2 separate regions of the Homo sapiens genome follow, and region 1 is linked to region 2. A link is an interaction called in ENCODE POLR2A ChIA-PET data of the cell type or tissue named here. Cell type or tissue: PC-9. All regions are shown on one strand. Links, peaks and the distances in the headings refer to the core of each region. The heading gives the core; the rest is flanking DNA.

Region 1 (15,297 bases), core at 6,236-14,235, 99 kb before region 2:
GGGGGCTTTTGCCAGCTGCTGGAGTCCACCCTGCCTACAAGCGGGCAGCTGCAAGTTGCAGAATGTCCTCATTCAATGACTATTATCAGTTGGTAGATAAATAACCCAGCTCCCTCCCTGCTCAGGTGGAATAACCTGGAGTCATGTCCTGTTCCATGTCCCAGAGGACCCACAGGACCCACCCGTAGGTGCCTATGCTAGGCCATTCTCTTCCTATAAAGAAATATCTGAGGCTGGGTAATTTCCACAGAAAAGAGGTTTAATTGGCTCACAGTTCTGCAGGCTGTTCAGGAAGCACGGTGCCAGCACCTGCTTTGCTTCCAGTGAGGCCTTAAGGAGCTGACAATTATGTCTGAAGGTAAACAGGGAGCCAGTGTATCACATGGCAAGAGTGGGAACAAGGCAAGGGAGGTACCACACACCTTTTTTTTTTATTATTATTTTTTATTTTTGAGATGGAGTCTCACTCTTGTTGCCCAGGTTGGAATGCGATGGCGTGATCTCGGCTCACTGCAACCTCCGCCTCCCGGGTTCAAGCAATTCTCCTGCCTCAACCTCCAAAGTAACTGGGATTTACAGGCACCCACCACCACTCCCAGCTAATTTTTTTGTATTTTTAGTAGAGATGGGGTTTCACTTTTTTGGCCAGGCTGGTCTCAAACTCCTGACCTCAGATGATCCGCCCATCCTGGCCTCCCAAAGTGCTGGGATTATAGGCATGACCCACCGTACCCGGCCGGGTACCACACACTTTTAAACAGCCAGCTCTCACAAGAACTCACTATCATGAGTACAGCACCAAGACATTCATGAGGGATCTGCCCCCAGGACACAAACACCGCCCACCAGGCCCCACTTCCAACATTGCAATCACTTTTCAACGTGAGATTTGGAGGGGACGAATATTCAAACCATATCAGTGCCCACAGTGGCAACTGGCTTGCTAACATACCCCACATTGTTGCCCCCATCCCCTGCCTCACTTCCCCGCTCCCCTACCTATGTTTCCTGGGATCAAACTGCAAATAAACTGCTTCCACTCAAATCCTTGTTTCAGGGTCTGCTTCAGGGGGAACCCAAACTAAGACTTTGTAAATAAGAAATGATGTCTGTTCTTTGTAAGTTCACATTTAGATGGAGAAACTATATAAATTGGCTTGGTATAATTCAGAATGTCTGGGAACCGGTGAGTGTCAGGTCTCAGGGCAGATGGAGGTGTTCTGCTGGTTGGCCTTTGGAGTATCATTAGGAATGTCTTGAGGAAACACATGAGCTGATATGCTCAGGGGGAGGCCTGGCAACCTGGCCCAAAGGCCTTTTCCTCTGCACAGGGAGGCCTGAATGTGCTACCCCCAGGGGACTGATTTGCTACACAAATTCCACCTGCTTTCCATCTCCCTGGACAATTCCTCCTGGAATAAGAATATGGAGGTGGAGCTAGCACCATATAAAATATGGCTCTTGTTCATGCTTTTGGGGGAGTTTCAGGTGTTTAGAGAAGGCTCGCTAGGGATATCTGCTGGCCTGTTAGGATTAATATGCTTTCCTAGGTGTTCTGCTCAATACCATGCTACACCCAGCCTCACACCTGCACTGTGGTAGGATTAATCCAACTCTGCCATAGCTTTTGCAGGGAGCCTTAGTTTCCACCCTAACTCCTTCCACATTCTCCTCCCCATTATCATCATCATCACCATCATCATCATCACCATCAGATCTCTTAGAGATCCTGCTAACACACTACAATCCAAATGAAAACACCATGTCGAGAAAGTACTCTTCAAGTCCAGTTCCCATTCTTCCAATCAGACACGGCATGTACTGAAATTCTGGAACTGCCACTGAAAAGATCCAATCGCGGCTTGGCTGATCATTCACACAAATCATTTCTTTAGCAACATGGCACCCAGAGTTATTTTCCTCCACATTTCAACTTGGCTAGAGGAAGAATGAAGCCTACTGTACCAGAGCATTGCATCAATAACAATATCAATATTTTCAGCATTACCCAGGACTCAAAAAATGGCCTCAAACAGTCTTTAGTTCTGCCTCCAGACAAAGAATTACAACTATAAAAACACTTACCTGGGAAAAAATGTTCGACATTATTAGTGATAAGGTAAATGCAAATTAAAACCTCTACATGCCCACCAGAATGGCTAATATTAAAAAGAGCAACAATACTAAGTGTTGACAAAGATGTGGGGCAACTGGAACTCTCACATAATGTAATATAATATAACCACTTTGGAAAATTGTCTGGTAGTTTCCTGTAAAATTAAACATAAAGACCTACCCTATAAGCTAGGATTCTACTCCTGGGTATTTACCCAAGACAAATGAAAACACATCTACAAGCTGGGTGTGGTGGTTCATGCCTGTAATCTCTGTAATTTGGGAGGCCAAGGTAGGAGGATCATTTGAGGCCAGGAGCTCAAGACCAGCCTGGGCAATATAGAAAGACCCTATCTCTACAATAAATAAGAAAAAAGAAAACATGTCCATAAAAAGATTTGTGCAGGAATGGTCATAACTTCTTTACTCATCATAGCCCCAAACCAAAAACACCCAAATGTCCATTAACAGGTGAATGTCCATTAATAGGTGAATGTATATTCTTATAATGAAATATTAATCAGCAACAAAAGGAACAAACTCTTGATGCATATATGATGACATGATAAACCTTGAAAACATTATGCTGAGCAACAGAGGCCAGACATAGAAGAGTACACACATGGTTCCTGTTATATGAAGTCCTGGAATAGACAAAACTGATCTGAGGCTACAGAGATAAGGTCAATGATTGCCTGGAGTGGGGGATGGGGGAACAGGTTAAATGGCACAGGTAACTCCATGGGATGAAGGGAATATTCCAGATCTCTATCATGGCGATGATTACTCGGGTGTATACATTTGTCAAAATTCATCAACTTGTACACTTAATGTGTGAATTTTAGAGCATGTAAATTACACCTCAATAAAGGTGACTATATACACATATATGTATGTGTGGTGTGTGCATATGTAATGTGTAATACACACACACACACACACACCCTAGGTTTTTCTAGGGGAAGAAACTGGAAAGAATACACTAAAATGTGCTAGTTGTTATGTTTCACAGATGAGATTATAGGTAATTTTTGTATCTTCTTAAATTTACCAAAATTTTACCTATGCGACTCTACTTTTTTTTTTTTTTTTTTTTTTTTGAGACAAGGTCTTGCTCTGTACCCCAGGCTGGAGTGCAGGTTTGTGAACATGGCTTACTACAGCCTTGACCTCCCAGGCTCAAGCAATCCTCCTGCCTCAGCCTCCCGAGTAATTACAGGCATGCCACCATGCCCAGCTAATTTTTTTTTAATTATTGTTTGTAGAGATGGGGTCTTCCCTTTGTTGACCAGGCTGGTCTCAAACCCCTGGGCTCAAGCAATCCTCTGGGCTCAGCCTCCCAAAGTGCTGGGATTACACCATCACACCCAGCCTTACTTTTTAAATAACAGAATGAAAAATGTTCATTTTTTAAAAATTTCAAGCTGCTAAAGGCAAGTGCTTATGGTGGTCTATAAAAACTCTGGAGTTTTGCAAACAGAGTCCTTGGTCAAAGTCCCTGTCCCACTACTTCCTCGTTTTATGACCTAAAGGAAGTTACTTCCTGAGCCTCAGTTTTCTTATCTATATAATCAGTTTGTTGGGATGATTGAATTAGGATAGTGTATGTTCAAAGCCCTCTGCAGGCAGGGTGCGGTGGCTCACACCTATAAGCCCAGCACTTTGGGAGGCTGAGGCAGGAAGATTGCTTGAGTCCGGGAGTTCAAGACCAACCTGGGCAACCAAGTGAGACCCTGTCTCTACAGAAAATTTTAAAAAAATTATCCAGGCCTGGTGGCACGAACCTCTATTTCTAGCTACTTGGGAGTCTAAGGGAGGAGAATCACTTGAGCCTGGGAGGTCAAGGCTACAGTGAGCTGTGATGGCATGACTGCACTCCAGCCTGGGCAACAAAGCAAGACCCTGTCTCAATAAAAAAAAAAAAAAAAAAAAAAAAAAAAAAAAGAGAGAGAAAAAACAAAAATAGCCCCCTGCAAACTATAAAACACTACAATGTTAGATGCAATGTTTCACACAATATATTAATAAATCCAGGGCTTACCTTTGTTTCTGACCTCTTAACTCCTTGCTCATGAGCACTACTTCCTCACCAGCTTCCACTCAGTTCCTAAGATTGTCGAACACCCTCCTGCCTCAGGGCCTTTGCACATGCTGATCCCTGCACCTAGAAGACCTCTGCTCCCACATCTTCAACAGCTGGTTCCCTCGGGTGATTCAGAGTTCAGCTCCAGTGTCTCTTGGGGCTTTACCTAATCATCCCAAAATAGCCTCCTCCCACTCTGTCCCATCACTGTGTTTTATGAGTACTTGAAATTGTCTTGGTTTTGTGCTGACTGTCCACCTCCCATCCCATACCACCTTGTGGAGAGGCTTTGCATCGGTTTTGTTCACTGCTGTATGTCCAGCCCCTGGAGCACAGTAGGTGCTCAAAAATCATTTACTGAATGAACGAACAAGTACTTATTGACAATTAGGCCACACGTTGTATGTATTCAGTTCAATCTGCCAATTCATCGCAACAAGGAGAGACTGTGAGGCAAATGCTGCTTGTTCCCACCCCAGTGGCTGAAGGAATCCGTCCAAGACGTGCCCGTCGGCCATAGATCTGAACGCTTGCCACTGCCCATCAGGCTCCAAGTCAGCCACCGTGGTGTGAAGATGCGGGAATAAGGAGGGCATTGTGCTGCCTGCAGAGACACGTTCCGAAAAGAATTCAGAATTCGGGAAAGCACCTCCTCCCACTGGACACACCTCTCCTAGCCAGGTGATTTGTCCTTGCCTCCTTTCCCCGCCGTCTCTTCCCCACCGTGAGCAAGGAAGTCAGACCAATCTGCCTTACCTTTGTTCCTCGCAGCATTCAGCGCAGGGTTGCTTTAAAGTTCTGATTCTGCATAAACCCTGCCAATGCCACAGTGGAATTTTCTAGCCCATGCCAAAGACGGAGCTCATTAATTTTCGTGCCTGAAAGAAAGAAAACACTTCTTTAGAAATTGGCGTGTTTAGCACTCTGCTGAGGGAGGGTGAAGCCTCCCTGCAAGGAAGATTAATCTAGGTTTGTAGGTAGGTCATTCAGGGAAACACCAGCACACTGCAAAAGACATTGTCCACGCCAATGGCCACCCGCTGCCTGTGGGTGACTTGTGCAAAGGCAGGAAAGCACCCACTCCTCTCAAAAGTGCCCATCCAGTACATTTCCAGAAAGTTCTTCTGCCCTGTCTCTTCCCTCCTTTTCTGAAATGTCCATGGTTCCTGGAGATATCACATCTGAGTGCCAGCTTTTCAAAGTGGAAATCAGGCTGGGCCAATTCCCCAGGGCCTGGACCTGATGCTACCACAAAGATAAGCCAGAATCTCTTTATGCAGTGGTAAGTAATTTAAAACTTTTTTTATATTAAAACAAGGAATGTGTCTTAGAAAATAGTGTAGAAGGGAAAAAAATTAAACTATGACATCGGGGGTTGGGACTTCTGGTGATTTTTACATTATTCTTGATATCTTGTCCTGTATTATCTGTATTATGCATTCAAATGTATTACTCTTATATCATAAAAATAACAATGATACTATTTCCATTTTTAGAAAACCAGCTTATGTGGAAATAGCTTGAAGAAGAATAAAAAATCACATGGGACCGGGCATGGTGGCTCACACCTGTAATCCCCGCACTTTGGGAGGCTGAGGCAGGTGATCACTTGAAGTTAGGAGTTTGAGGCCAGCCCAGCCAACATGGTGAAACCCCGCCTCTGCTAATAATACAAAAGTTAGCTGGGCTTGGTGGTGCATCCCTGTAATCCCAGCTACTCGGGAGGCTGAGGCACAAGAATTGCTTGAACCCAGGAAGCAGAGGTTGCAGTTAGCTGAGATCGCACTGCTGCACTCCACGCTGGGTGACAGTGAAACTGTGTCTCAGAAAAAGGGAAAAAAATCATATGGGTGTTTAATGGTAACGTCAATGTCTTCTTGGACAGATGGCTTAAAGGCCATGCCCCTCCTTGGTGTCCACATTCACTCTCGTCTGACACTAGAGGTATTATGGCAAAAATGCTTGAAAGGCATTTCATGGTAAGTCAGTAAAACTTTAGTGCAAATTAGTCTATCTGAGGTAATCTCTCTCTCTGTCTCTCTCACACACACACACACACAAACACACACACAACACCTAAAATCTCATGAGAATCTGCAGATTCACCAGGAAATGGCACTGGAAGGAAGAATGAAAAGTTGCCTAAATTCAACCACCTAAGTAAATTTTGCCCTGGCCTGGAGTTTTCTGACCACAGTGACAAGTAGCTTTCTGAAGAAGAGTACAAGTGGGGCTGCAGGCTATGCTCTCATCCCTCCAAATCTAGTTTTTCTGCAGTGCACATTCAGATCAGAGGCTGGGACGATTGTGCTGAGCTGGGATAGTTGGCCTGATCTATTAGCTGGCAGAAGGGACTGCAGGGCCAAAGACAGGGAGATGAACTCAATTGCCCTGGTGGACCCTTTCTGAATACTATTATATATATATATATTTTGCCTCTGGTTTAAGGACCTTCTTTAAAACTCTCACTAATCATTTAAAAATAAAGAAAAAATGCTGATTAACCGAATTTGAGAAGTGTCACAAGATGATTAAGTGGCTGGGGAAGAAAGATTTAAGAAGCTGCAGTTTTTAAGTCTGGAGGGAAGAACCTGGAGGAGGGAATCAAATAATGATTTTTAAGTACCAGGCACTTACTAATCAAGTGACAGGCACTTTGTGAACACTCAGCAGAGACCCAGCATTGAGCAGAGTGCCGAAGCTCTGCCCTAAAGCCATGAAGAATAAGACTCTAAGAAATAAGCGCACAGTGATGTAGAAGTGATTTAAGGTAGACATAAGAAAGGACTTCCTGAAGCTAAAACCAACTCATTGCAGAATTGAAATCACAGGGAGTTCAGAAGGAAAAAACAAGTATGACTCAGGCCTTTTATAAGCTTTTTTGTTGAAGAGTCAGGATTGCTATGTACAGAATCTAGCAGTGAACTCGGGTGCCCAGTTGTGTTGTGGTGGTCTCCAAAGGGAGTTGGTGGGGCAGAGGAAAAGAGTGGTAGCTATGTATTCTGGAGTCCTGTGGAGGAATCAGCTCCATAGGCTCTTCGAGGGCAGAGAATAACCAAGTTCAATCCAACTTTGCACCCCTATCAACAAGAGGGTGCCTGGCAAACTTAGCACCAACTACAGGATGAATGACCAAAGACAGCTCTTGAAAGATGAGAGGGCAAGAATGGCATGCAAGGCTATAGGGAGTGTGCTTTGGGCAGAGGCACATGGGGTACAAATGGGAAGAGGAGGAGCTTGGTGAATGTCAGGGGGCACTGGTATATGGAGGTCCACAAAAGTCAGGCAGAGAAACAGAGACTTGACATGGTGGGTACAATTTTAGGCTCCTGAAGGGGAGACAAGAAAAGATAGAAGTAGTGGTTTTGGAATGTTAAGTTTCCTAAATGTGAGCAGGATGGATTGGAAAGAGAAAGCAGGGGGGAAAAAGACAACTCGGTCCTTCACAGTTTCCATATACCACTTCACCCTGTGAATTTACTTTGGAGCACTTACCACAAATTAAGCAACCATCTATTGAAATACTGATTGCCTCCCCCCATCCCCCATCACCACTAGACTATCAACCCACTGAGGGTAGGGGTCCTATTTGTCTTGTTCTCTGCTGAATTCTTAGCAGCTCATATAGACTGTAGTGTGCAGCAGTGCTCTATAAATATTTATTGAATGAATGAGTTTACTAAACCAGGAATGGGAGATGAAGTTCTAGACTACACGTCAAAGTCCTGAGCTCTTCATCTCTGGTAATCTTAGAGAAGAGCCAAGTTGTCTAACTAGCTGGACTAGTTAAGAATGCCTTCTGCTCAGGGATGGATAGACGAAGCCCTATTGTGCCTTCCAACTCAGTGAACCTTGGATTTTATCCCAAGATGTCCAATGTGAGGCACCTAGTCATGCCAGGCACACCTCAGGGCCATGAAATGTTTCTTCTGACTGGTACTTCCCATCTGAGATAGGGAGTTGTGAATCCAGGATTCTTAAGACACCATAGCTGGACAGCACAGCTAGACAGTGTCATTGGTTCAATTAAAACATTTTTGACAGCTTACTAAGTGCTTGCTACTATCCAATGACTGCACTGAAGGGAAGATGCATGGAGTCCTGCAAGGACAATAGAAAGGAGAAAGGTTTCATTAACTCACGTAGGGTCTGTTATACCTGCTCATTTCTCCATTGGCATTTCTGTGGGAGAGGCAGAGAGATGTATCCTACAAAGGTGCCATTTCTGGAGTGTTCAGGGCTTATTTAACTTTGTTATCTGTAAATGTGAAGGCTTCAGCAAGCAACTGTACTTCTCTAAACGTCAGCTCCTCACCTGTGAACTGAGGATAATAATAATAATGGTTATAGTAACAATTATTACAAAGCACTTTACAAACAGAAAAGTGTCAGATAAATATCATTCACCTATTATTTTGGTTTTTCTTGTTTTCTCTGGGGACTCACCACCAGCCACTAAGTCAATCATTGTCATTTTTTGCAAAAACTCCTATCTGTAAGCTCACTTCTAACATTACGCACAGAACAAACCAAATATTCTTCTCCCAAGTTCTCTTTTACTACCACTTGCAGCCACAAAAATTGGCAACTTGGGTTCACACTTACATCTATTTCCTTTGTGTATATTTTATTTTTGTTTTGACAATTACTATAGTCTATAGAGATTTTTGTTGTGTAACAACATTGCTCTGGTTTTGAGTAAAACTATTGCAGAATTTTAATTGTCTGGGATATCACATAGGTCCTCTGATTTAAATTTTGCAAAAGTGCGTGATACATGTGCTGACTATGCAATGGAAGGCTCTCCATTCTGTTTTTTGCTTTTTGGTTTTTTTTAGACAGAGTCTCACTCTGTTACTCAGGCTGGAGTACAATGGTGCAATCTCAGATCACTGCAACCTCTACCTCCCAAGTTCAAGTTATTCTCCTGCCTCAGCCTCCTGAGTAGCTGAGATTACAGGCGCCCACCACAATGCCTAGCTAATTTTCTTTATTTTTAGTAGAGAGGGGGTTTCACCATGTTGGCCAGGCCGGTCTCGAGCTCCTAACCTCAGGTGATCCCCCCACCTTGGCCTCCCAAAGTGCTGGGATTACAGGCGTGAGTCACTGTGCCCAGCCTCTATTCTGTTTTAAAACTCTAAGTCAGTGTTTAAAGAAGCTCAAACGGTCCTACACTCATTTATTCATTTGTTCATTCATTAAATAAATATTTATGAGTTTTGGAGCAGACACTGTTGGCACCTTGCCCACATCCCCTCTGCCATTCCTGTGCATATCAACAGCCTGTGATTGCAAACACCAGCAACCTTCTTCCTAAGTGCTTTCTCTGAGGTGTGGGCTGGAAATACCAGAGAGCTAATGCCTCCAGGAGCAGCCTTCAACCAGTGATGAATAGGAATTGGTGAATAAGTACTCTGCTTCCTTGCTTCTCAGTTTGGAAGCAAGAGAGTTCCTCAATGGTATTACACGTCAGCTGTTCACAGTGGTAACTTGCTGTTGATGCACTGTTCACTGACTTCCTTACATTCCCTGTCTTACTTCCCCACTTCTCTACTGGTAATTCCTGGGATCACCTTCCAACTGCTTTCACTCCAACACTTTTTCTCAGGGTCTGCTTCTGGGGAGATCTAACCCAGGTAGGGAGAATTCTTACCAGGACAAAGGCATTGGACTAGGTGTTCATAATTAAACATTGGGTAGAGCCACTGACCCTAATGAATCCACAGTTCAGACAGGGAGATGATATGGGTGCAGAAATGCCAACATGAACATGCACATCTCATTTTTCTAACATTTAAAAATCCTGCTGGGTCTCTCTCTCTCTCTTTCCCATGCACTCAGGCATGCATGTGCACATGCACACACACACACACAGATACACACACACACACACTCCACTCTGATCCACATGACTATTGTATCTAGTGGTATGGTAGAGCCAGCCTGCTTATGACAGCTGATTGTTACATTTTTAGGAATTTTTCCAGCAGTTGGTTAAACATGGTCATTATTAAAAATTAAATTATATAAACTTAAAATGAAATAGATCATATTAAAAACAAAGGTAATAAATACTCAAAACCATCACTTCCTAATTAGTACATTGTACTACTATCTATACTCTTGGAATGATTTGTGTCTCTCATATTTTTATGGTAGAAATAGTAGACAGTGGTGTGCTACTGCAAATTTCTTCCCATCTTTGCCTTCAATGACTCCATAGCTTGAAATCAATTGGCTCTGATGGGAATATTTACACCACAGAAATTGGCAGATGCTGTAAATCAGGGAGTGCCCCCATCCCCATCTGCACCTGAGAGCCAGTTGTTAAATATTTACCAGCACATCATCCACCATGTCTTGCCTGGAATCTCGGAACAGTCTCCTAATTTGAGTCCTGAATCCTCCATTACACTGTCCAATCTATCCTGCACATTGCTGCTAAAGTGATCTTTGAAAATGCACATCAGATTGCATCATTCTTCTGCTTAAATCTCCCACCCAACCTCAGCTTCCCATGGTATCCTCAGGCCTCCGTGGTCTGGGACCTTCCTGCCTGCAGACCCCCTTCCTTTCTCTCCCTTCCATTTGCCCATGAGCTCCAGCCACACAACCTTCTTTCTGTTCCCTGAACCAGCTGCGAAGATCCTCCCTGACCCAGGATTTTTGCACTTACCCTTCCTTTTCCCAAGACAAGATCAGCTTCTTTTCGTCATTTAAGTCTCAGGTCAACCATCACCTCCTCAGAGAGGCTTTCTCTGTCCATCTTCTTCACATCCACTGCGCTCCCCCTCTCCAAATCCCCATCCCTCTCCATCACCTGAGCCCATTCTCATTTCCTTGTAGCCCATTGCACCACTTCAATTCTTCTTACTTATTTATTGGTTGCTTTGTCTACTATCTCTCTTCCCACTAGAATGTGAGCTCCGTGAGAGAAGACCCTTCCTTTGTTCGTGGCTCTCTCCCCAGCACCTAGAACAGTGACTGACACTTAGTGGGTCCTCAGCTGGATTCATCTGTCGGATGAATGGATGTACATTCCTTCTACCTTCTCCACTCCCATTCATTTCTTAGCCCTCCACGATCTGGTGGTGTCCTTACCAAATACCCCTCCTCTAAAGCTGTTTCCCCAAGGTCCCTGGTGACTCCTGAGTTGCCATGTGCCCCGGTCTTCATCTTGCTGGATTTTTAGGCTACATTTAACAGTGCTTACCATCCCCAATTCTTGAAACTCTCTTCCCTTGCTGAGGCCATCCTCACCTGATTTACCTTTTCCATCTCTCCTTCTTGGACTCAGTAGTTGATTGCATCACTGGTGCCATTGCTTTACCCTTCCCTGTATTTCCCCGCCCCTTGAATCTGGGCTCACCTATCCAATACACCTTGTATATGTATTTCTGCTTATTTTCTTTTCCTTCAACCATCACCGTGAGAAGGGAATGCCCCTTATAGCTTGCTGATCACAGGAAGAGGGGGTGAGCCAGGTGCAGCAGAGCTTGTAAGGTGCCCCAGCCAAGCCCAGGCTGGAGGTGAGCTCTCAGGCCACCCAGAGACCTATGAGTGAGCCAACCAAGATCAGCCAAGCCTCAGCTGACCCACAGATGTGTGAGCTCTGATAAGAAACCATACTTGTTTTAAGCCACTGAGTTTGGGAGTGGTTTGTTACATAGCAAAAGCTGATTGATACATACTCTTTTGTGGGTTTTTTCCTTTCTCTGTTCAGGACTCAAGCATTTTCTCCTGTTCCCATCCACATGCAACTCCCACCCTATCCACTGGTTATAGTCATTGCTGTCCTTGGGTCTGAACCTCCAAGGGTATGCTTAGGTTTCCTAATTGCATCACTGACCCTGACAACAACCCCTGAGCCTCAGACCTACGGAAACATTGTCTCCACCTGGACTTGCCTTAGGCTCCTGAAATCCAACATGTCAAAATACAATACAACATTTCCCCCAGCTTCTGTCCCCAATCTGTTCATTCTTTTGTGTGCCTTGCCCCAGCAGTGACACCACCATGCTCCCTATCACTCAGGCCAGAAACAGGGCTCATGGGTAACCCCTCTCTCCTTCACTCCTGCTGGTCTCTAAGCCTCACTTGCTACTACTTCATGTCCTAATACCCCTCCTGAAGGACCTTGCACCTCCTACCCCTGCCACTGCCCCATTCCAGCCCTTGTCACCTCTCACCTGAGCTATTGTGGGTCTTATAACCCTGTGGGCCCCAAACCTAGCATCCACCCAAAATATAGAACGTCAAAGGAGTCATCACAGCTGTCATCAATCACAAACCCTTCCTTGAGTTGCTACTCTCAAAGGATTAGGCTCAAATCTTGCCCCTTCTATAGGCACAGCACACCTTCCACGACCTGGCGCTGAATGCAAGAGTTATTGCCATGAGCCTTGGGGACCAATGTAACTCCTCCGACGAGCCCTGTGACATGGGCAGGTTCCTTGCTCTCTCTGTGCCTCGGTTTCCTCATCTCTAAAATGGAAATAATAACTCTACCTCCCTTATAGGGTTGTACTGAGGGTTAAATAACTTTACGTATTTGTAGCGTGTCTCAAATGGTACCTGGCACAAGAAACCTAAACATGTTCTCTATTATCACAGTGGCTTTTATTTTCACATGATATTTTATTGTACTTGTCATTTATCATCCTTTCATAGTTGTTTGACAAAGCAAAATCTCTTTTTAAACTGTGAGATATAATATATTCCCATCTTCCTGTCTAGTCTTTCGGATAATATTTGCAATTTATTGTCATGAGTTAATGGACCATATTAGGTAATTATTCTTGTATGTTTAATTTTTTTCTAATAATAATGCTTTGTTTTTAATACACAACTAAAACCAAATACATCCTTTTTTTGAGTCAGGTTGATTGAAGCATAATTTGCTTCCAAGCCAAATGTACTCTTTTTAAGAGTGTACAATCCTATGAGTTTTACCACAGCCATCACTATAATCAAGATATGAAACATCTGCACCACCCCAGGGAAGTTCCCTGTTTCCCTTATGATCACCTGTGTAGAACCAGCTCTTCCCAGCCTCTCCCTCGCCCTTCAGGCTTTGCCAACAACTGAGTTGTTCAACAGATAAACTGAGATGATGTGATCTCAGATCATCCTCTCCCTCCACCTCCCCCTCTCCTCCTTCTCTTTCTCTGTCTTCTTCTTCTTCCCCTTCCCCTTCCCCTTCCCCTTCTCCTTCTCCTTCTCCTTCTTCTTCTTCTTCTTCTTTCTTCCAACCTGGAACTCTTGGGCTCAAGCAGTCCTGGGGCTAGCTGGAGCTGCATGGGCACACCACCACACCTGGCTAACATCATGCCTTACTTTGCCCATGCTATTCCTCGCCAGTGTGCCCTTTTTGGCCTGGCTACCTCCCACTTCTTCACACCTCTGCTGTCAGCCTCTGCTCCCCTCAGGGTGGGGTAACTCCCCCGGCTGGGGGCTCCCAGACTGCTGACTTTGTGTTGAAATGACCTGTTCCCATCTGAGAGCCCCAGCCTGGAGGCTGGACTGTGGGATGGGCTTTCTCGTGCTGCTGGAGGGCTGCATGATTTAGCAGAAGACTTGAGCCTGGGGGGATGCCTCTCACTCCCACCACAGGCAACCCTTGTCCATCTAGTCCTAGGGATGGATCTGGTTTTTCCCAGATACGCCTTGGGAGAGCTGACGAGGCTGCAGGGGGTTAAAGATGGGTGTCCACAGGCACAGCAGTGGCTGTCAAAGTCGGGCCACCCTGAGGGTGTGCAGATCTGCCCTGACAGAGCCTGGTGCAGCGGGACTGATTTCTTTGCCCAAAGGGCATGAGGATGATGAGGCTGGAAGTCTTCACAGCACATTGGGGCTGGCTGTTGGCAGATGAGGGGCAAGGACAGAGGAAATGCAAAGGCTCAGACAGGGCTGCTCTTCCATCCCGAAACAAATGTTGTGTTGAGGCCAAATCAAATGTTAAGTTATGTAAGGGAACAAACAGGGAGCCCCTTTTCTGTAAACACTCCTCACTCCTAAGGACTTTGTAATGTTATCGCTCATGGGACAATATTTACAGAACACGTATATTCACAAGCCTCTATTCTGTGCAGGTGCTGTGTCGGACTATGGTTCACAGTGTGGGAGACACTGCTGTGGCCCCCGACATGCCTCCAGGCACTCACCATTCTGCCAAGGGCTTCTTGCTGCAAGGCTTTCTCCAGCTTGATGGGGGCGGGGGTTAAAGTCCCCCCAGAAGAAGCTGTTAACCAATGAGGACTGGGAGTGGCTGGATAAATAACCAGGTCCTCACCCCTCAGCTGGGACGTCTCTGGGGTGTGTTCTACAGTTTCACAGCATCCCCAGAGACGCCGAGCCCTGTGTGCCCACACCAGTCACAGGCTTGATGTTGGTCCCCTTATTGGCTCCTGCTCATCCCACTTCTCCACCAATGTTTCTTATGATTATCCCCCAAATGAATGATTGAACAAACCCTACTGCCAGGATCTGCTTCCGGAAAAAGATAAACAGTGAACAGGATAAAGGAGGTCCCTGTCCCTGGACAGGCCCTTGAGGGCAGCTGGGTCTTCACTGGACCTATGTGTCATTCTAGGCTGCTTGCCCAGCTTAGCACTGTATACCGGGCACTCCACAAACACCGGTGAATGAATGAATGAATGAATGAACGAATGAATTTCCTCCCTGAAACCCAGAGGAAGGAGTGATTGTCCTAAAGGAGTATACCCATGTTCAGAAAGGTTAGATGGCCCAGCCCTGGTCAAGTAGGACTCATTGGTAGCAATTGCCAGCCAGAAGCTGGGATTCTTGACTTTCATTTGAAGCCGGGTCTCACTGCTGGAAAATGACTGAGTGTTCCAGAGTTAATCCAGGTTAATTCCTGCTGATTAATCATTAATGGGCTAAGGAACCGCCAAGATTAAAAATAGGAATGAACAGTTTAATTTCAACCCAATCGCTCTTTATTCCCCATGAAGGCTTGTATTTTTCACATCTTTCTAACAACAGCTAGTACAGTACTAGTGACAAATGGGGACAGGGAAGATTGAAAATTGTCCAAGAAATAGATGTTAGGCACGGGATTCTGCAGCAACAGGAGCTAG
Region 2 (15,297 bases), core at 3,011-11,010:
AGCAGCATCTTAGAAGCAAGGGAGAATATTTTGAGGAGGAAAGTCATCAACAGCCAATTCTGCAGTATTTCAGAGAATGAAAACAGATCGCTGGGCTTGGCAATTGGGCCTCTGAACATTTCAACAGATGGGAGAAATGGGACAGAAGTCAACCATAATGGACTGGGGACCCATGGGGAATTGAAGAGGTAAAGACAGAAAACATAAGATGGTTAACAATGAAGAAAAAAGGGAAGATTGAATGGTACTTCATGCAAGTTGTCTTATGATTGGGGAGATGTAACTGTTCTAGATATTTAAGAACTTGAAGGAATAAAGAGGAAGAGCCAAAACATTAAAAAAAAATTAAAACATACACTGAGTACTTACTATTGCTAGACACTTCTAAATCACAACAATTCTATGAGACAGCTACTATCACTATTTGCATCTTAAAGATGCATAGCAAAATTAAATAATTTGCCCAGGGTCACAGAGTAAACAATAGAGGAATTGGGATTTGAACTCTGGCAATTTGGCTCCAGAGGAGATTTTTTTTTTTTTTCCAGATGGACGTTCGCTCTTGTCATCCAGGCTGGAGTGCAATGGCACCATCTCGGCTCACTGCAACCTCTGCCTCCTGGGTTCAAGCAATTCCAGAGGAGATAATCTTAATCACTCATAAAATTAACAATATCAGAGATCTAAAGAAATGGGTAAGATCCACAGCACAGATGGGAGAGTTAGCCTAAGAAAAAGATACACATTTTTTTCTCTGAAACAGGGAGGAAGGGAAAATGACAGTTTTGAGGTGGAAGGAAGATACACTGCCAAAAATTGTGTCTGAAAGATTCTATTTTCTCTGTGAAGTATAAGGCAGGAGGAGTAGGATGGGTTTGAGGGCACTCCTCCAATCTACTACTACTAACAATTCAGAACAGCTATGACGGGGAGTTCCAAAAGGAACTACCTAAGGACAAGAAAAAGGGCTCTGGGGACCTCCAAAAGGTCAGCTGAGGTCAAGGGGTGAGGGTGGTAGGACAATGCAGTGGAAAGCAGAGGCTGATGGCAGTGTGGAAGGAAAGGACGAACTCTGCATTCTTCCTCAGAGAGTTTACCCAAGCTCAAGCTTTCAATCATCTAAGCCAAAACTTAGTTCAGACTTCTGCTCTTCTGAGCTTCTAGTCTTTACATTCAACTTCCTATCTCACATCTCCAGTTGTGTGTCTCAAAGGCATGTGATGCACAACATGTCTAAAATAAAAAACAAGCTGGTCCATTTCTAACCAGTCTTCCTTTCTCAGTAGCTATCACCACCCTCCTAGTCACATAAGGCTCCAAGCCTAAGAGATGTTCTTAGCAACTCCTCCATTATCTTACTCTTTGGATTTTCATCTTTCTCTGATACATTCATCTCATTTCACCCTCAGTCCAAGCTTCCATTGCCTCTTACTTGGACTGCAGTAACTCCTCAAGTGGCTGCAGAGGAGGGAGATTAGGATATGTATACATCATACTGTTTTCTCTTCTTGGCTGAACAGGAAAGACTGCATTCCCCAGCCTTCCTGGCAAGCTGAGTTGGCTGTATGACTGAGTTCTGAACAGCCATTTGAGTTCTGAACAGCCAAGCTGGGCCCAGTTATGTAAACTACTTCCAGTCCTGGCCCTTTAAAAGTGATCTTTAAATACACTAAATACAGCTTTTTAGATGTGAATCCTACCACAATAAAATGATTTTTAAAACATCAAAAATTAAATAAAAGTTAAATAAAAGTGATCTTAAAGCTCTGTTTTCTCCCACCAAGATGACCTTGGTAAGCATACTTCATGATAGGAGAAGGCTGCCCAACCCTTCTGGACTCTGCGTGACAGAGACAAATCTTTACTGTGTTAAGTCACTGAGATTTTGAATTTAATTTGTTATTGCAGTTCTAATACAACAAGACTGCCCATACCAACTGCCCATCACCTTTACCCTCCAATTCATCCTCTACATAAACATGAATCTGATCACCATACTTAGAACAGTCCAGTGGCTTTCCATTGATCTGAAGGTAAAAAATAGCTATTTATTTATTTATTTATTTATTTATTTATTTATTTTTGAGATACGGTGTCACTTCGTCACCCAGGCTGGACTGCAGTGGCATGATCATAGCAAACTGCAGCCTCGCACTCCTGGGCTCAAGTGATCCTCCCACCTCAGCTTCCTGAGTACTGGGACTATAAGCACGTGCCACCATGCCCAGCTAATTTTTAAAATTTTTTTTGTAGAGACAAGGTCCCACTATGTTGTCCAAGCTGGTCTCAAACTTCTGGCCTCAAGCTATTGTCCTGCCTTGGCCTCCCAAAGTGCTGAGACTACAGGTATGAGCCACCACCCCCAGCCCAATAATGGGCTCCATTTGGCTATACCTACCTCTTTAGCCTTATCTTATAGACCACACACTGCAATTTCACTACCCTGGCTTTCTTTCAGTCATTTGTACTTGCCATACTCTGGCCCACTTCAGGGCCTTTGCTCATACTATACACCCTGCCTAGATAGCACTTCCCTACAGTTCTTTGGCTAATACTCTTTAGATGTCAGATCAATTCTCACTACGCAGAAAAGTCTTCTGCATCAAAACCAGTATCACATGCTCCCATAAGATCATGTATCTCCACCACACACCACCTCCTACCACTTCAATGCTCTATCTTTAAAATTACTTAATATCATCTCCTTAAGGCCACAAGTTCTTAAAGACTGTAAGTTCCTTAAGATAAACGGTGTCTGTCTTATTCATTATTGTGTTACCCTGAAAAAAAAATCAAAGATCAGTCAGATGAATCATTAGTTTGACTTATGGAGAAGATAAGGACAGCACATACAAAGCTTCAATACTTGGTAGAATATACATTATTCCTTGATAAACTCCAGTGGAAGGGAATTTAAAGAAAGTAGCTTAAACAGAAAGACAGTTCATCAGGTAGTTTCATGCTGACTTAAAAGCACTCTAAAACAAGGGGACTGAAAGGATGAAAAGACTGCTCCTGACAAAGAGAACCCAGCAAATACAACAGGAGATGAGGATAAGGGAGAAGGAAACTGGAGACTCGCACCAGGTTGAGATGGAAAAGGCCTCCAACAGAAGGTTCAGGGGTTTGGAGACTGGATATTTTTAAAAAGAGTAAGAGGAACAGAGTTGTGCTTTGGGAAAATACATGAAGCCATGCGTAAGAGAACAAGAAGAGGAAGAAAATTATAGTAGGCACTCCAGCTAAAAGGCTAATTCAGCAACCAAGGCAAGAGGTGCAAAAGGCCTTCACTAGGGTAGTGGCAGCATTACTAAGGAGGAAGTGATGGGAACTGCATAGGTGCAATCAATTGTAGTTGACAATCACTGGACTGGGAGAGGGGAGGTGGAAAGGAAGGAGTCTGTATGGTGATCAGGAGGCTAATTAATAATGCCAAATGCTCACTTTCCTTAATTTCCCCACTGTGGTGGCTTTGATATTAGAGTAGTATGGCTCTTCATGACTAGTAACTAGTAGTATGGCTCTTCATGACTAGTAACACTATATACTAAATTTTGCCTGCAAAAATAATAAAAAACCCACAAGGTATAGTATATGTTAGATTTAATGAATATACTTAAATTTATTATACCATGGTTTACTTACCACATCCTTGAGATATGGTGAATATTAAAACCGAGATAAAAGAAATAAAGATTAAATAACCGGTTCCGAGATTTTTTTTTTTTTTTTTTTGAGACAAGGTCTCTCTGTGTCATCCAGGCTGGAGTGCAGTGATGTGATCATGGCTCACTGCAGGAGCCCTGACCTCCTGGGCTCAAGCGATCCTCCCACCTCAGCCTCCTGAGTAGCTGGGACTAGAGGTGCATGCCACCACACCCAGCTAATTTTTGTATTTTTTTATAAAGATGGGGTTTTGCCATGTTGCCCAGACTGGTCTCGAACTCCTGGGCTCAAGTCATCTGCCTGCCTTGGCCTCCCAAAATGCTGGGATTACAGGCATGAGCCACCATGCCTGGCTGTAGTCCCTAGGTTCTTGATAATGATTTTTATACAGTAAAACTAAAACCATGAGGCAGACAGAAAGCACGGAATACTAACCCTAAAGCCTGGCCCAACACTGCCCAGGGCTCTGACCTTCTTCTAAACTCCATTCTCGTAGTGCCTGTGTATCTCCTCTCAATACGCTGGTAGCTCTCTTACGTCTTTGCCTCTAGTGGGTGAACTGAAAATCTGGGGTAAAGATTAGCAGATGGAAAGAAGACAATGATTAAAGTAACTGCAATTTATTAACATCTCAGAGACCAAAAGGAGATATCTTAAAGCACTAAAATCATGAGAGTAACAATCCATCCCCATTCCTCTACTAACTAGCTATGTCACCTTAGGCAAGTCATTATCTCTGAATTAAATTTGTTCCTTTAACTGTACTTAGGGGAGTGGACTAGATCAGTTATTATCTAACTCTAATGTGCACAGGAATCACCTGCAGATTTTAAAGATTCTGATTCAGAATATCTGGGGTAGAGTCTGAGAGTTTGTATTTACACTAAGCTTCAGGTGATGATCACTAAGATTGCTCTGAAATTTCATGAAAGAGAATAAAATCGTAGCTCATTGCTATAGGGGCTTCTTTGCCTACAGGCAAAATTTTTATAATGAAGCAGTAGTGGTAAGAGTACTTTATTTTACCAATATTAGTAGGTCCAAAGTCAAAGCATTTTTTGTGTGTGCCACGGACTCCTGGCAAAGCCTATGGGCCCTTTCTGGAAATAGTGTTTCAAATAAAATAAAATATACAGGATTGCCCAAAAAAAAAAAAACCCAATTATACTAAATAATAGTTTATCTATAATAATAGTTGAGAGTTCTTGTATTAATTTTGGATGATTTGTTATCACAAAACAACATCATGGTGAATATTAAAACAAAAGTGGCTGTAACACCAATATACAGAATTATCTGTTTTACAGATATTTATTATCTTTTTACCTAAAAGAGCCTTTCCCATCAGTCCCATTCTTTCAGTATTTCCGTGGTTTTTCTGGGGGGGAAGGGGGACAGGGTCTTGCTCTGTTGCCCTAGCTGGAGTGCAGAGGCACAATCATGGCTCACTGCAGCCTCAATCTCCCGGGCTCAAGCGATCCTCTTACCTCAGCATCCAGAGTAGCTGGGACTACAGGCAAACACCACCACACCTGGCTAATTTTTTAACTTTTTTGTAGAAACAGGGTCTTGTTATGTTGCCCAGGCTGGTCTCGAACTCCTGGCCTCAAGTGATCCTCCTGCCTCAGCTTCCCAAAGTGCTGGGATTACAGGTGTGAGCCACCATGCCCAGCCCTAGTATTTCTCTAAAATGTTAGGTTATTAGATTTAATTGCTCATTTGTCAAGAAACCTAAACTTTATTTTTAAAAAAGCAAAATCAAATTGTTTTTACTTAAAAAATTTTCTAAGAGTTACTGATATTCAAGTACACAGTTTTAACAATAAAGACCATTAAAGGATACTCTGAACATAGCACCAAGTTTGCTGCACAAATGGGAAGGAAAATCTTGAGAGCAAAAATAGACTGCTATCATAACAAGAGCTTTGTGATTACCTTAAAAAGATATGTTATCCACAACTTCAGTTTCTCCATGTACCAGTGACCACTGGAGAACAGTTGCTCTTAGAGCTCCACCCCCATGTCAAAAAATAGCTGTTAAAAATATACTTCACTGCATTTTATCTCGCTTGACTACCAGTTTTTAACTTGTTCTCAAACCTGTCTGAGTCTCCTCTGGCACAGCTTTTGTGAAATAATGTTTCAGAGATTAAATCAATACATCTGAGGCCCTGCATGCATACTTAAGAATCACTGTGTAAGCTTCTTTAAAAATGTTACTACTCACTCACAGAGGGAAGTAAATGTTACAAAGAATATGGAACACTGGGTATTTTACAGTTGCAAAGGACAGAACACAACTTAAAATAACAATTCTCTCAATTCTAGCATAAGGATAGTAACCTTTGAAACGTGAGCATTAAATTTTTCTAATTTGATTTTTGTAAATAACTGAACCAGTCCAAAAGCTAAATGCAATGATAGCTTACAGCAGTCCCTCCTAAACCAAAATAAATCAGAAACGGTGGTCTTTTTCCGTACTACTAAACTCAAGACAGACACCTGACCTTGGCTACATAATTAATGACAACTAAACTTCACATGATCCTTATTATTAATAGAGAAAACAGGATGAAAGCTATTTTAACTACCTCAGAAAATTATTAATTAAAAAATTTTTTTCTAAGGTAAAGTCTGAAATATTTGAATGTAGGATACTGCAGACAAATACTCAAATTTTCAATAGCAAATTTTCAAACTGGCAAAAATGTCATCAGCATCTTAATCTACCTACTTCTACCAACTTCTCAAAGGAGTTAGGGAGTTAAAAACTGGGTTCACGATTCTACTTTATTTATACCATGCCTTGCACAAGGGCCAATAGAAACAGAATGACTAATGACAAAATATTTGGGCTTTTGGCTGCTATAATTGATGCTTCTGAACAATCATGCTGAGACAATAAATAAAATGAGAGTGACAAGTTCTTCAGCACATTTCTGCTTCACAGAAGTGTTCAGGGCCTCACAGGTCCTATATTAAGATGCGGAACTTGGCTGGGCGCTGCGGCTCACGCCTGTAATCCCAAAATTTTGGGAGCCTGAGATAGGCAGATCACCTGAGGTCAGCAGAGCAGCCTGGTTAACATGGTGAAACCCCGTGTCTACTAAAAATACAAAAATTAGCCAGGCATGGTGGTGTGTGCCTGTAATCCCAGCTACTCAAGAGGCTGAGGCAGGAGAATCACTTGAACCTGGGAGGCGAAGGTTGCAGTGAGCAGAGATCACACCACTGCACTCCAGCCTGGGCGACACAGCAAGACTGCCTCAAAAAAAAAAAGTAGGGGGAGGGAGGGTTAGGGGTTGAATATATACATCTCCCTACCAAAACTCTACTTAAAGTATAAAAATGGGATTAAAAAGAAAAAGAACATAAGTCCACCACGACAAGAAGAGAAGAAATATGGAAGTTCAAATAAGGAAGAATGAGTGAAATGGGTCTGAGAAGCAAAGATCCCTAGACTCCCTCCTGAACGCCATCCTGCTGCCAGCCCCTTACCCCTGGAATTCTGGAGTTTATTCTCTGGAGAAGGTAAACAGTAGTTCTGGAGTAGTCAGAGGATACAGGTGACCATATGTAAATGAGTGCTGAAACACTCTCCCCACCACCACCACCATCTTGAAGTCATGCCTTACTAAATCCTTTGTCCCACTGTTCTAGAGAGCCGTGCTGTCCAACAGAACTTTCTGTGATGATACAAAGGTTCCTTCTTTTTGAGACAGAGTCTCGCTCTGTTGCCCAGGCTGGAGTGCAGTGGCGCAATCTCAGCTCACTGCAAGCTCTGCCTCCTGGGTTCACGCCATTCTCCTGCCTCAGCCTCCCAAGTAGCTGGGACTACAGGCGCCCGCCACCATACCCGGCTAATTTTTTTTTGTATTTTTAGTAGAGACGGGGTTTCACCATGTTAGCCAGGATGGTCTCGATCTCCTGACCTTGTGATCCGCCCGCCTCGGCCTCCCAAAGTGCTGGGATTACAGGCGTGAGCAACCGTGCCCAGCCAAATGTTCCTTTTTATTCCCCTCAATTTAGAGTTTATTTTGCCAAGGTTAAGGACATGCTGATGACATAGCCTTAGGCGGTCCTGAGAACATGTGCCCAAGGTGGTTGTGTGACAGACTGATTTTACACATTTTAGGTGGGGCAGAAGTTACAAGCAGGCATCAATCAATAGAGGTAAAGTGTACATTGGTTAAGTCTGGAAAGGTGGGATAACTCAAACAGGGGATTCCAGGACATAGGTGAATTCTGTAAACCAAAAGTACCTGAGGTCTCAATCAAGTTAGAAATTTATTTTGCCAAGGTTTAGGACATGCCTAGAAGAAAAGAACCCAGAAGCACGGAAACAGTCTGTGGCCTATGCCTTTCTGCAAAGATGATTTTGAGGTCTTCAATATTTAAAGGGGAAACGTGCCTGGAGGGGAAAGAAGGAGGGTATGGTCATACACTGTGCAAGAGAAAAAAAGCAAGTAGGGAACAGTACATTATGTACTGGTCTCGTGCTCAGTAAATCAGCATTTTACATAAGGTGAAGATGTCCCTTTTCTGCACTGTCTAATATGGTAATCACTACCAAGTGTGGCTACTGAATACTTGATGTGTGGCTAATAAAGCTGAAGAAATTTTAAATTTTAAATAGTTTGATATAAAGTAACACATAAAATTAACTCTGTTAATACCAAAGTAGTATGTCTGGAGTAAACAAATTTATTGACCATATTTCATAGTTTTCTGCCTCAGAAAACAATATATTATTTAGCTTGATTGATGCCTGCTGTCATCAGGAAACTCAGTTATCATGTACACAATGACAGACTAATGCCTCTAATATCAAAGTCACTCAAAGAGAAAAAAAGAAAAAAAAAAGAATAATGCCTCCAAGGGTAAAGACTTCAATTCTAGTTTACTACAATTAACTATGGTTAACTATTTCTGAGGGCAAGGAAGAAATCTTGGGAGAAATTCAGATAAACTCTTTTTTTTTAAAGTACCTATTCCGAGTGTTAATTTGGAAAGAGTCAAAACAACCAAAATGAAGGATCATCATAAAGTTTCATACAAGAGGGCCTGACTTAACCAGGTGTGGTGGCACATGCCTGTAGTCCCAGCTACTCAGGTGATGAGGGAGGATCACTTGGGCCCAGGAGGTGGAGAATGCAGTGAGCCAAGATCACACCACTGCACTCCAGCCTGGGCAACAGAGCAAGACCCTGTCTCAAAAAAATAATAAGGACTTGACTTTAAGCAAAGACCTTAATTCTTACAGATGCCATAACAAGAATTTTTTTTTTTTTTTTTTATTCCTTGAGAAACAAAAGCCTAGTTATTGGGGAAGAAGTGAAATAATGGATTTAAAATATAAGGTTTATGTAACAGCAATAAAGATAACTTCATTGTATGTAACAATACTACACACAGGGCTATTTCTGATTTTACAATTAACTGGGAAAATTGAGCAAGTCAAATACTGAATATATATATATTTTTAAACTGGCTGTGTTATTCTCAAAAACAGAATTTGGAACATTTAACCTTTGAAGACCTTTTTAACCAGAGGAGAAAGTGTACCACAGGGTTGAATCAGACTTACTAAAATCCTGTAACTTGGGCAAGTCAGCTAACTTCTTTAATCCTCAGCTTCATCATCTGTAAAATGTGAATTATCATACTGCTAACTCAAAAGGACTGATTAAAACAACACACATAAGGCCTTCCATGCACTAAGCAAAGACTCTTACATTAACCAGAAAATCTAGTTAGAGCTTCTTCGACTCTTTCTAGTTAACAATGCAGCCAATTTTTATTGAAATCTTTGGGTAACAGAATGTTATGGATAAAGAAACCAAACAGCTTAAGACTGATTTGAAACAGTAATTTCCATTTGTTCTCTGATAATCAAAACTACGAATTAAAAACAAACCTAAGAATTTAATGTGCATCTCTTCTTTCTCCACATGACTATTAAGTGGTTAAACAGCAAAGCCATATCAACAGCAAAGAGAAGGGAATAGTTCTCTCAACACAGTAAGATTCAATTACAATACCTCCTACCATTCTCCTAGGCACAACCATCACCTGCAGCTATAAATCAAAATCTGCAATGATGAAACTGGGTCCTATGAGGCAAGCCATTGGTTTTGTCCTAAAATATGTCCCTTTTCCTAGTATATACAGGCATACCTTGGAGACGCTGCAAGTTCAATTCTAGACCATAGCAATAAAGCAAGTCACACAAATTTTTTGGTTTCCCTGTGCATATAAAGGTTGTAGTCTATCAAGTGTGCAATAGTAAGTTCTATTAGTTTTATCTAAGGTAGAGAAAATGACTGTTTCAAGGATTTATGAGCATTAGAAAGAGGAAAAAATCATTCTAATATTCTGCCCCATCCTTAACTGAGACAAGAAAAAATTAAAATATATCTCTCCAGGGAGACCCTCTCTCGGGCGACCTGTTTTCTCAGCATAAGGAAGCTTTCTCTCTCTCTCTCTTCTTTTTTGTCTATTAAACTTTCTGCTCCTTAACCCAGAAAAATAAATACATAAATAAATAATAAAATAAAATATACCTCTCCACTGGGGAATGGAATAAAATTCAGCAATAAAATAGAACTGCTGAGGCACAAATGCTTTATGCTGAGTGAAAAGAAGCTAGACTCAAAGTGTATCAATGTACAGTTCCATTTACATGGCAAAGGTAAAACTATAGAGACAAAAAACAGATCAGTGGTTGTTGGGGATAGGAGGAGGGATTAATGAGGAATTTTTTGTGTGTGAAGGAATTATTCTATATTTTGACTGTGGCTGTAGTTACACAACTATATATGTGTATGTATATATATGTGTGTGTGTGTATATATGTGTGTGTACATATATATGTGTCAAAACTTCCAGAACTTACAGCAGAAAGGGTGAATTTCACTTTATGTAAATTATACTAAATTAGATATATAATTTTTATTTCAAGGTGAATAATACTTTCAGTATTCTACTCTTTGAGAAACAGCATATTAACCAAACAGTAAGCTAAATGTGAAAAATTTCTCCTTGGTTTAACAAGCTGTCTTAGTTCTCTCTGGATGGTTAACTAGCAAATCAATAAATATGAAACAGATTTGATATTGCTGGTTAACTAATCTACCTGTTTCCCAGTCACACCTAGTTTTCTAAGCCCTGCCAATTCCTCCTTCAATGTGTATTTCAAATCTATTCCCTCTCATTTACTCTCAAAATCTCCTATCACTCCCAAGATTAAGTCTTTAACAATTCCCAAGCACCCACAAGATAAAGTCCTTATTTATTAACAGACCATAAAAAGCACTTTATTGTGTAAACCAACCTACTTTTCCAGATTTGTCTTCCACCACAGGCAACCCTATTTATTACTCATTAATATCTTTTAGAAAGCAATTTGGCCATTTATATCATAGAGCCTTATAATAATCCATACCCATTGACCCTTTAACCCAGTAACCTCACTTCTAGGAATTTATTCTAGGAAAATAATCTACATAATACTAAAAAAACAGACAGCCCAAAGAAATAAAAACAGGAGAACTGCAAAGTAAATGATAGTATATCCACAGGATAGTTCCTGATGCAGCTGTTAAAATCATGTTTATGCCAAGTTTTGAAAAGCATGTGGGAAATACTTATGACTTACTTTCAGTGAATGAAGAAGCTGGATATAAAGTTACATGTACAGTATAATCTCAATTATGAAAAACAGTACAGAAGAAAAAGAAGTTCCACAATTTTATCTCTAAAAGTGAGGCTATAACTGATTTTTATCTTCTCTCTAGTTTTCTATATTTTCTAAGTTTTCTCTGGTAAGCCTTTTTTTTTTTTTTTTGAGACGGAGTTTCGTTCTTGTTGCCCAGGCTGGAGTGCAATGGCGTGACCTCGGCTCACTGCAACTTCCGCCTCCTGGGTTCAAGCGACTCTCCTGCCTCAGCCTCCCGAGTAGCTGGGATTACAGGCATGCGCCAACACGCCCGGCTAATTTTTTTGTATTTTTAGTAGAGATGGGGTTTCTCCATGTTGGTCAGGCTGGTCTCGAACTCCCAACCTCAGGTGATCCGCCTGCCTCAGCCTCCCAAAGTGCAGGGATTACAGGCGTGAGCCACTGTGCCCTGCAGGTAAGCATATTTTTTTATATTAGAAATACACACACCTTTTTGATTCAGTGATTTCATACCTAGGACTCTCTTTTGAAGAAATGCAAGATTTATGCACAAGATGACAGAGTATTTCTTATAAAAATAAATTTAACATGAGGGTGATGTACATGCATGATATTATTAAACAATTTAAGTAGTTTTTACAGATATATTCTATATACCATGAAATTTACCCGTTTAAAGTGTAGTAAATTCAGTGGGTTTTCAGTATAGTCACAAAGTTGTGCATCCATCACCACCACTTCCTAATCTTAGACCATTTTGAACACCACAAAAAGAAACCCTGGGCTGGGTGTAATGGCTCATGCCTATAATCTCAGCACTTTGGGAAGTTGAGGCAGGAAGATCACTTGAGTCCAGGAGTTCAAGACCAACCTCGGCAAAATAGTGAGACCTCATCTTGACAAAAAAACTTTTTAAAATTGCCAGGGATGGTGGTATGGGCCTGTAGTTCCAGCTATTCAGGAGGCTGAGGTGGGAGGATCACTTGAGTCAGCGTGGTAGAGGCTGCAGTGAGCTATGCTCATGCCACTGCACTCCAACCTGGGTGACAGAGACCTTGTCTCAAAAAAAAAAAAAAAAAAAAAAAGAAACTCCAAACCCATTAGCAGTCATTCCTCATTCCCACTCCCACCCACCCCAGCCCTTACTAACCACTAATGTACTTTCTGTCTCTATGGATCTGTGTATTCTGGACATTTTGTATAAATGGAATCACACAATATGTCATCTTTTGGGACTGGTTTCTTTCACTTAGCATATTTTCAATGTTCATCCACGTTGTAGCATGTATCAGTATTTCATTTCTTTTTATTGCCAAATAATATTCCCTTCCCTTGCATGGATATACTACATTTATCCATCTATCCATCAACTGATGAACACTGGGTTATTATCACTTTTGGCAACTATGAATAATAATGCTATGCACATTTGTGTACAAGTTTTTGTGTGGACATACATTTTCATTTTGCTTGGATATGTAGGTAGGAGTAAACTGCTGAGTCATACGGTAGCTCCCAAGTTTAATTTTTTCAGGCACTGCCAAACTATTTTCCAAAATTACTGCGCCATTTTACATTCTCACCAGCAATGTATGGGTGCTCCAACTTCATAGCCTGGCCAACATTTGCTACAATAATCTTTTCATTATAGCTGTCTTAGCAGGTACAAAGCAGTATTTGCGGTTTTGATCTGCATTTCCCTAATGGCTAATGATGTTCTGCATTTTTTTCCATTGGCTTATTAGTCATTTGCACATCTTTAGAGAAACAGCTATTCAAATCCTTTGCCCAAACAAGTGGGTTTTTGATTGTTGAGTTGTAAGTCCTTTAATATATTCTACACACAAGCTCCTTGTCAGGTATATGATTTGCAAACATCTTTTCCTATTCTGTGGGTTGTGTTTTCATTTCCTTGATGGTGTTCTTTGATGAACATTTTTGAATACAATGAAGTCCAATTTATCTATTTTTGTCACTTGTGCTCTTGGTGTCATTGCCTAGAAAGGCCAGGAAAACTACCAACAAAAATTGCCTAACACAAGTTCACAGAGATTTATACCTATGTGTTCTAGAAGTTCATAGCTTTAGTGCTCACATTTAGATTTATGATCCATTTTAAGTTAAATACAACATACAGTATGAAGCAGGGATCCAAATACGTTCTTTTGCATGCGGATATCCAATTGTGCCAGCACCATTTGTTGAAAACACTATTCTCCCCCCAACTGAATTATCCTGGCACTCACGTCACACTGGGAAATGGGAAATACAGTTTTATCCTTTATAGATTAACTCAAGTGTGTGAGAAAAATCTATATTGGCAGTCTCCAGATAGTCACTCTCTCATTCCCTTATTTTCATCATAATACGTATAAAATCTGCAATTATCTTATTTGTTTACTTATTTCTTAACTGTCTCTCCCATTAGAATGTATACTTCGGGGCCGGGTGTGGTGGTTCACACCTGTAATCCCAGCACTTTGGGAGGCTGAGGCAGGCAGATCATGAGGTCAGGAGTTTGAGACCAGCCTGGCCAACATGGTTGAAAACCCATCTCTACTAAAGATATAAAAAATTAGCGAGGCGTGGTGGCGCGCACCTGTTAATCCCAGTAGTCAGAAGACTGAGGCAGGAGAATCGCTTGAACCTAGGAGGCGGAGGTTGCAGTGAGCCAAGATCACGCTATTGCACTCCAGCCTGGGCAACAGGGTGAGACTCAGTCTCAAAAAAAAAAAAAAAAAAATGTATATTTCATAGAGACAGGGACTTTTTCTTGTATATTATTGAATCTCTAGAGCCTACAACAACAGTGCCAGGTTCCTAGAAGGTAGTTAATAATTACTTCTTGAAAAAATGAGAATATATATTAAATGGCTTAAAAGAAAATGTCCCAAATGTTAATACTTTGGTTGGAACTGTCATTACAGCTAAATTTTTCTTAATGTTCTACAATGAATATATACTACTTTTATATAATCAACTATGAAATTATGGTATTTTAAAGATTTATAAAACTTTTGAATCAATTTTTTTATTCCTCAAAATTCTAAGAACCTCAATTTATGCTAAACTATTTTGTTTTAGTTCTTTTATAGGACCTCAAGCATAGTGACACCATCAAATATCTGGTAGATCAGGTCTAAGCCTTACGAGCCATCTTTGATAGTCTTCTTTCCCTTATGCCACACATCCAAATTATCATTAAGTCCTTCCAGCTCTACCCCCAAAATATATATCCAATCTTACCACCTCTCATTATTAACAAATCTTAATTCAAGCTACCACCATCTACCATCTGAATAAAGCAATAGTTGGTTGTGTTGTTGTTTGTTTGTTTAGGGACAGGGTCTCGCTTTGTCACTCAGGCTGGAGGGCAATGGCGTGAACTTGGCTCACCATAGCCTCGACCTCCTGGGGTCAAGTAATCTCCTGCTTCAGCTTCCTAAGTAGCTAGGACTACAGGTACGTGCCACCATGCCTGGTTATTTATGTTTTATTTTTTGGTAGAGACGGGTTCTCTCTATGTTGCCCAGGGTAGTCTTTAACTCCTGGCCTCAAGTGATCCTCTCACCTCGGCCTCCCAAAGCATTGGGATTACAAGCATGGGTCACCACACACAGCCAGCAATAGTTTCTTAATTGGTCTTTGTCCCCATTTGTATGTCTCTACACATCAACCACAGGGATAAATCATATCTCGCTCCACTACACTACTTAACACCTCCCCACCATCACACACCCAATGGCTTCCTGGTGTCATCAGAATAAAATTCAAATTCCTCACCTTTGACCTAATGGCCCTTTCTGGTCTAGTTCTTGCCTATAATCTATTTTCTACTTATTTCCCCCTTGTTGACTGAATGCTAACCACACAAGCCTTTTTTCTGTCCCTGGCAAATGTCAAGCTCATTCTCTTCTACAGGCCCTTCTACTTAAGAGTTCCTTCTGCCCTAA

What was found. ChIA-PET counts read pairs that join two places held together with the same protein. Peaks named below come from ENCODE experiments on the same cell type or tissue, not always from the same donor. Only the 100,000 strongest peaks of a DNase experiment are listed, where the experiment ranks them.
Region 1: POLR2A ChIA-PET joins it to region 2 with 17 read pairs; 20 of 35 experiments call an interaction of 5 or more read pairs at or near these places.

What each region holds. Positions count from the first base shown.
Region 1 is chr20:17,683,364-17,698,660 of GRCh38, reverse strand. It overlaps LOC105372547 (a long non-coding RNA gene), which reads left to right. Exons shown (of 2, transcript XR_937294.2): 2 at 481-1,045. It also overlaps a transcript of BANF2 not described here. Among named protein-coding and RNA genes, the nearest start is that of RRBP1, 8.8 kb to the right of the region's middle. In PC-9, for the core only: no CTCF peak of the experiment used is centred there; no DNase peak of the experiment used is centred there; H3K27me3 peaks cover 3,864 bases.
Region 2 is chr20:17,580,868-17,596,164 of GRCh38, reverse strand. The region is part of intron 1 of DSTN (destrin, actin depolymerizing factor); the gene reads right to left. Among named protein-coding and RNA genes, the nearest start is that of DSTN, 18 kb to the right of the region's middle. In PC-9, for the core only: no CTCF peak of the experiment used is centred there; no DNase peak of the experiment used is centred there; H3K27ac peaks cover 1,715 bases.